2 separate regions of the Homo sapiens genome follow, and region 1 is linked to region 2. Evidence: read pairs that join two places in POLR2A ChIA-PET (ENCODE). Cell type or tissue: Panc1. All regions are shown on one strand. Each heading gives the region's core, and the rest is flanking DNA. Links, peaks and the distances in the headings are about the cores only.

Evidence for each region. ChIA-PET counts read pairs that join two places held together with the same protein. Peaks named below come from ENCODE experiments on the same cell type or tissue, not always from the same donor. Only the 100,000 strongest peaks of a DNase experiment are listed, where the experiment ranks them.
Region 1: POLR2A ChIA-PET joins it to region 2 with 9 read pairs; 10 of 35 experiments call an interaction of 5 or more read pairs at or near these places.

What each region holds. Positions count from the first base shown.
Region 1 is chr4:168,837,549-168,840,470 of GRCh38, reverse strand. The region is part of intron 10 of PALLD (palladin, cytoskeletal associated protein); the gene reads right to left. It overlaps LOC124900809 (a long non-coding RNA gene), which reads left to right and starts at 1,892. Exons shown (of 2, transcript XR_007058361.1): 1 at 1,892-2,922. In Panc1, for the core only: no CTCF peak of the experiment used is centred there; no DNase peak of the experiment used is centred there.
Region 2 is chr4:168,648,047-168,650,968 of GRCh38, reverse strand. All of the region lies in intron 2 of PALLD (palladin, cytoskeletal associated protein), which reads right to left. PALLD-AS1 (PALLD antisense RNA 1) reads left to right here and starts at 2,382. Exons shown (of 2, transcript XR_001741449.3): 1 at 2,382-2,477; 2 at 2,625-2,922. LOC124900808 (a long non-coding RNA gene) reads left to right here. Exons shown (of 3, transcript XR_007058360.1): 3 at 798-817. In Panc1, for the core only: no CTCF peak of the experiment used is centred there; a DNase peak (open chromatin) is centred at 1,848.

The sequences.
Region 1 (2,922 bases), core at 98-2,597, 190 kb before region 2:
TTTGCAAACTGACAACTCTTGGTGGTTGTGTATAAAGAAGGGCCAAGGAATCATGAACTTGGACAGCTGCCTTATTAGCCCTAGCTGATTTTTTCTGCCCTTCAAAGACATTTGCAAGTTCTTGTATATCACTCTCTCTCTTGCAAATAAAAGCTTCTCCCTGGAGAGGCGAGCTCCTTATCTCTTGTTCCTGGGTATCTTACAGTCACTTGCCAGGACAGATTTATAGTTGCTGGTGTGGACAGTATGTACTCAAACGTTCTCTGTTACATAACAAAATGGTGCAATGTGAGAGAAGTATGGAATACATTTGGATTCATTTTGTCTCTTAATAGAGCCAAAAATAGATTTTTTTTAAAAAAAATCTACATCTTCCACACAAATACATCCATTTATAGTTATGAAGACAAATAGAAAATGAAGCTTTACCAAGAAAAACCACAAGTTTTTCTAACTCCAGTTTTGAATCAATCTATTTGAGGTTTCACTGGAATACACTTTATTTACTTCAATATTCTGTCCCTGGGCAGATTTTGCAGACTATAGCAGAGCCTAGTCAAATGACAGGATCTTTAGTCAACCTTGAAACACGGAGAGCCCAATTTTCTTACTTTATGCTCTCTTTGGGGGCAAACTCATCCTCTCCCAAGGCTTAAATTACCATCTGTGGTGATAATTCCCAAATCATGGTCTCCCACTCAGATCTCCTCCCAGAATGGCAGCCTAGGTATATAATTGTGTCCTGGACATCTCCACTTGGAATGTTCAAAACTAAACTCTTGTCCTTACCTCTGTAAAACGGCGGCTCCATCTACCCAGGGTCTGGCAGAGCCCTGGGAGTAACCTCTGATGCACCCCCGTCCCTTACCCCTCCCATCCCCCCTCCCTCACCCCTCCCATCCCACCAACACCACTTGTAGTCAATTCCTTCTCCTAACTAGCCTTGGAATCCACCTGCTTCATCAGTTCCTTTGCCATTCGCTCAGCTGAGATTACCAATATCTAGTTCTCGTATTATTCTAACCGCAAGTAGCTTTCCCGTTTCCCATTGACTACCTACAGAGCGCCCACAACAGTGTGCCAGCCAAGAAGGAGTCATGAAACAGACATAGAAGGCTTCTTCACTGCCCCCAACAGGGGCACCATCTGGTGGGAATGAGGCTTGACTTAGGTGGTCCCAAGAGAATACTACAAAAGAGTATACAATTAAGAATTTTTAGCCAGTCGCGGTGGCTCACACCTGTAATGCCACCACTTTGGGAGGCTGAGAGGTCAGATCACTTGAGCTCAAGAGTTCAAGACCAGCCTGAGCAACATGGCAAGACCTCATCTCTATTAAAAATACAAAAAATTAGCTGGGCGTGGTGGCGCATGCCTGTAGTCCCAGCTATTTGGGAGACTGAGGTGGGAGGATCACTTGAGCCCAGGATGTCAGGGCTGCATCGAGCCATGATCATGCCACTGCACTCCAGCCTGGGTGAAGGTAGTGAGTTCATGTCTCAAACAAAAAAAATTATTTCTTAGTCTAAAACTTAATCCGTTATGGGAATGAGATTAACTCAATGAAATAATTAACAGTAATTGCTATACAAGTACTGTTTTGGGAACTAGGAACATCACAGCATTTCAGAAAAGGGAGAGAACAATGTGACAATTAGGACGAAAAGCTTAAATGAAATTTCTGGACAAGTGTGTAGGTTTCCTGTAGCAGTCACTCAACAAGCATTAACCATACACATAGTAAGTGCAGGACTCTGCTCCAAGTAAATGACACAGCAAAAAAAAAAAAAAAAAAAAAAAAAAGGAGTTAGAAGATAATCTCTCTCCTCAAGAAGTGAACTAGAGAATTCTGATCTCCAATATACTGTGGAAGGATGTTAAGAGTCAGAATTTGACCATGGGCAGATCCTGAGTGTACATTTCACCAGCTAAATTCAGGCTCCCTTTCTGCCAGGTGACTGTTTCACATCTCTCTCCTCAAACTGCACCCCCGGCCCCGCACTCCCTCCCCGACCCTCGCTCCCCACTGATGACCACACTCCCCATTCCACTAAGAAAACAGAAGCAACACAGAACTTCCACGAGCTTCCATTGCTCCTTCCACCCAGCCCTCATCTGTGCCCCCAGATTCCGCCTGTTTTCTGGGGCTACAGGAGAATCAGCTCTGTGCTCTTGGCTGAGGTCAAGCCCTCTGCTTGTGCACAAAACCCCAGCCGCTCTAGGACATCCCTCCAGCAACTGTCCTCATCTTTCCTGACCTTGGGATAGAAAAGGCCAAGCCCTTCACCAGTCATTCTTGGATACCTCCCCAGTCACTTGCTGCAGTAGAAGCAGTGACTGATGAGGGTGACATGTACTCAACATTTGGTGTTACGACATAAAATGGGTTGCTGCGAGAAACAATAGCGTATGTACTCCTGGACTGATTTTGTTATCTCACAGCTGTCCTTCAGCCTGTATTCTCTACTTGCCTGAACTGCAACCCCAACCTGGCATTCCTCATGCTCCCTAGATCTATTTTACCACATAGCACATAACTGTATCTGAGGCACTAGCTGTTTAGTTTGTTTTGCTTACTGTTCATCTCTTTCCACTGGCATATAAGCTCCACGAGGGCAAGGATTTCGGCATATTTGTCCATTTCATTCACTGCTTTACTCCCAGAGTCTAACACAGAGCCTGGGCCACAGGACTTGCTCCAAAAATATTTGTTGAATTAATGAGGTCCCAGACTTGCCATTTCTGATCTGTGTGATCTTGACAAATTACTTACCCTCTTAAAATCTCACTTTCATCATTTTTAAGATGGGAGTGCTGATAGTACTCACTACGTGGGATTGTGGTGAGGATTAAATGACATAAAATGTGTTCAACATTTTAGCACATTTTCTGGTTTGAAGTACTCAACGAACGGTATATATT
Region 2 (2,922 bases), core at 336-2,835:
TCTTTAGAAAGCCATCTGTAAATACATTTATGTATTTAGCAAATAATATCATCAGATTGTACATATTTTACATAAAGGAGGAAAGAAAGGGATATTCAGAAAGTACTATTATACTTGGTAATACTGTTATACACATATGATATGCATAGGGCAAGAGGGTTCTTGGTGGAGATGGTGGCAGGGTATGGGTACAGTTTTCCAGTTGGGAGCTATGTGAACATCTAAAAGGAAAATGAAGATATTTAAAATACAAGCCAAAACTCATAATATTGAAAATTGCTATAACCAATGTGGGAATATAATTTGGTGTAAGCTGTTAAAAAAAGAATTTGACAAAATTTAGGATACATATACAATTGACCCAGCAGTTTCATTTCTAAGAAGTTGTGCTTAATTTACTCACAAAAGGACACAAAGACACAGGAAAGACAAGAATGTTCATTTCAGCACTTTTCACAAAGGAAAACTTGGCCTAAATGTCCATCAAAAAGGAAACGGCCATTATGGTATCCTGCATAATGAAATACTATGCAATCTTTAAAAAGAATGTTAGACGCAGCTGTCAACAACACATCGTAGACTAACTGTAGACTTCTATTCTATACCATCGTGGTTTCACTGAACAATATATTTTTGGAGGGTTGTAACTTATCTTGAGAGGAGGGACAGAGGCTGAGGGAAGAAGTTAGAGAAAAACTTTAACTTTTCACTGTGGAAAATTCTGCATTTATTTTCACTGCAAGCAAATATAAATCTTTCTCTTTTCTTTTTCTTTTTTTTCTTTTCTTTTCTTTCAGATGGAGTCTCACTCTCGTCGCCTAGGCTGGAGTGCAGTGGTGTGATCTCAGCTCACTGCAACCTCCGCCTCCTGGGTTCAAGCAATTCTCCCGCCTCAGCCTCCTGAGTAGCTGGGATTACAAGCATCCACCACCATGCCTGGTTAATTTTTGTACTTTTAGTAGAGATGGGGTTTCACCATGTTGGCCAGGCTAGTCTCGAACTCCTGACCTCAGGTGCCCGCCTCAGCCTCCCAAAGTGCTGGGATTACAGGCGTGAGCCACCATGCCTGGCCACTTTATATATTTTAAACTTATTAAAATGTACAAAAGAGAAACCTGAAGAAAAACAAAATGATATTAGAATACCCCATTTATGCTGCATTTTAAAAGATGCAAAGAAATACATACGTTTTAGGACCATTATGTTGTAGGAAAAGAGACTTGCATTATTATTTCCTCATTCCTTAACTATGGAGGTCTTTTATACCCATATTTTATTAGTACCTTCCTCATAAGGTTGTTATGCAAACAAGGTAATGCATATCTAACCTCTGCTATGGGGCTTGATGCATGTTACCCAATAAAGTTAGCTGGCTGTTATAATTTCTTTCCAAAGCTAAGGAAAAAGACCATTGTGGAGGCACAGAAAGCAAATTAAGAAAATAAGTCTCTGACTTGGGATGCAGGCAACTAATGTCTTCCACGTTTCCTATTTGAGAGCACTTCCATGACACCTGGGTTATATATTAATGTGTTCATAATATTGGCCTTTGTTTCTAAAACTTCCCACTATTATGAGGGCCATTGGGGGCTTTCTAAAACATGGTCTTAATAAGAATCAAATTGAATCTGATTAAAGAAAACAAATGTTAGCAATTGTTTTATAAACTTAAGTATATAGTCTGAAAACTAGATCTATTGATGCAAAGAGATACTAAAAAAACTCACACCAGCCAGCGATTATCTCATCTTGCTGCAGATAGGAGGTGAAAAATACCACACTGTATTATAAATGAGCGCATGCAGAATGTGACACGTCAGGCTGGTATTCTGTTGTGCTTCCTTAACAACCAAGCAATAGCTTATAGGAAAGTTCTTGGCTCTGCTGAGTCAAAGTCCCAAGAACAGGATGCTTTTTATCCATGAAGTGACTCTTGAAGAAGTAAAAGAAGTCTAAGTTCCACTCCTTAAGCAGTCTTTGGGTTGGATCTTGAAAACCTTGCTGGGAGGAGAGAGAAGCTAATTATGAAACAAAATGGAAACTTGCATATACAGGAGAAGATGACAAGGTGTCTACTTACAGCTTTTACTCCAGTGGTGATGGGAGCAGGGTGAGAGAGATAATAAGCACTTAAATGATACCACATGAATAAAATAATTTCAGACAGGGAAATGTTATGAAGAAAACAAAATACAGTAAGAGTGATTGGAGCATATTAGGTAGGGTAGTTGTAGAATACAGTGAGGTAATTTAATGATGCAACAATAGTGCCTTCCACCAAGTTTGTGTAAGCATAAAGATATCAGCACATAAGAAGAACATTCATGAAGAGACCTTAAAAGCAGATGCTTGGTGCAAAAGTACTCATGCCAAGAGATTCTCTAATAATGCGCAATGCATCACCTATCTCAAAAGAGGCTCCCCAAACCCTCGGATTTATTAGGACTAACTGGCCGGTCTCTTACTCTCCAGACAAAGTACTTACACTTTCTTCGCTGACAGCATTCTCTCTTATTAATTTATACCCATATGGACCGAAAAAGCTTTCACTTATGACATAATATAGAATTTGCATCTATCTCTACAGTAACATGACCCATTTTTCCCCCTTCATTATGCCATAGATTTCTACTTTTTCTCTCTCAAGTTGCAAAACAACTATTTCTAATGATGGATTAAAAACCTGAAGCTGCTATTCCATTATGAACCTCTATCTAGTAGCTACTGCAAACTGCTCAGCTCCTTTGCTTGAAACCTCCAGGAGGGCTCTGGTGAGTAAGAAAAGCAGAAGAAAATTGCTTCCGGGATTGCTGGGTAAGAACTGCCTCTGGTGCTCTCTGGAGCATACTATCTCTTTATAAGAAGCAGACAAACCAGGAGTCAGGGGGGAGTTCACATCAAATCACCTTCAGAAGCTGTCAA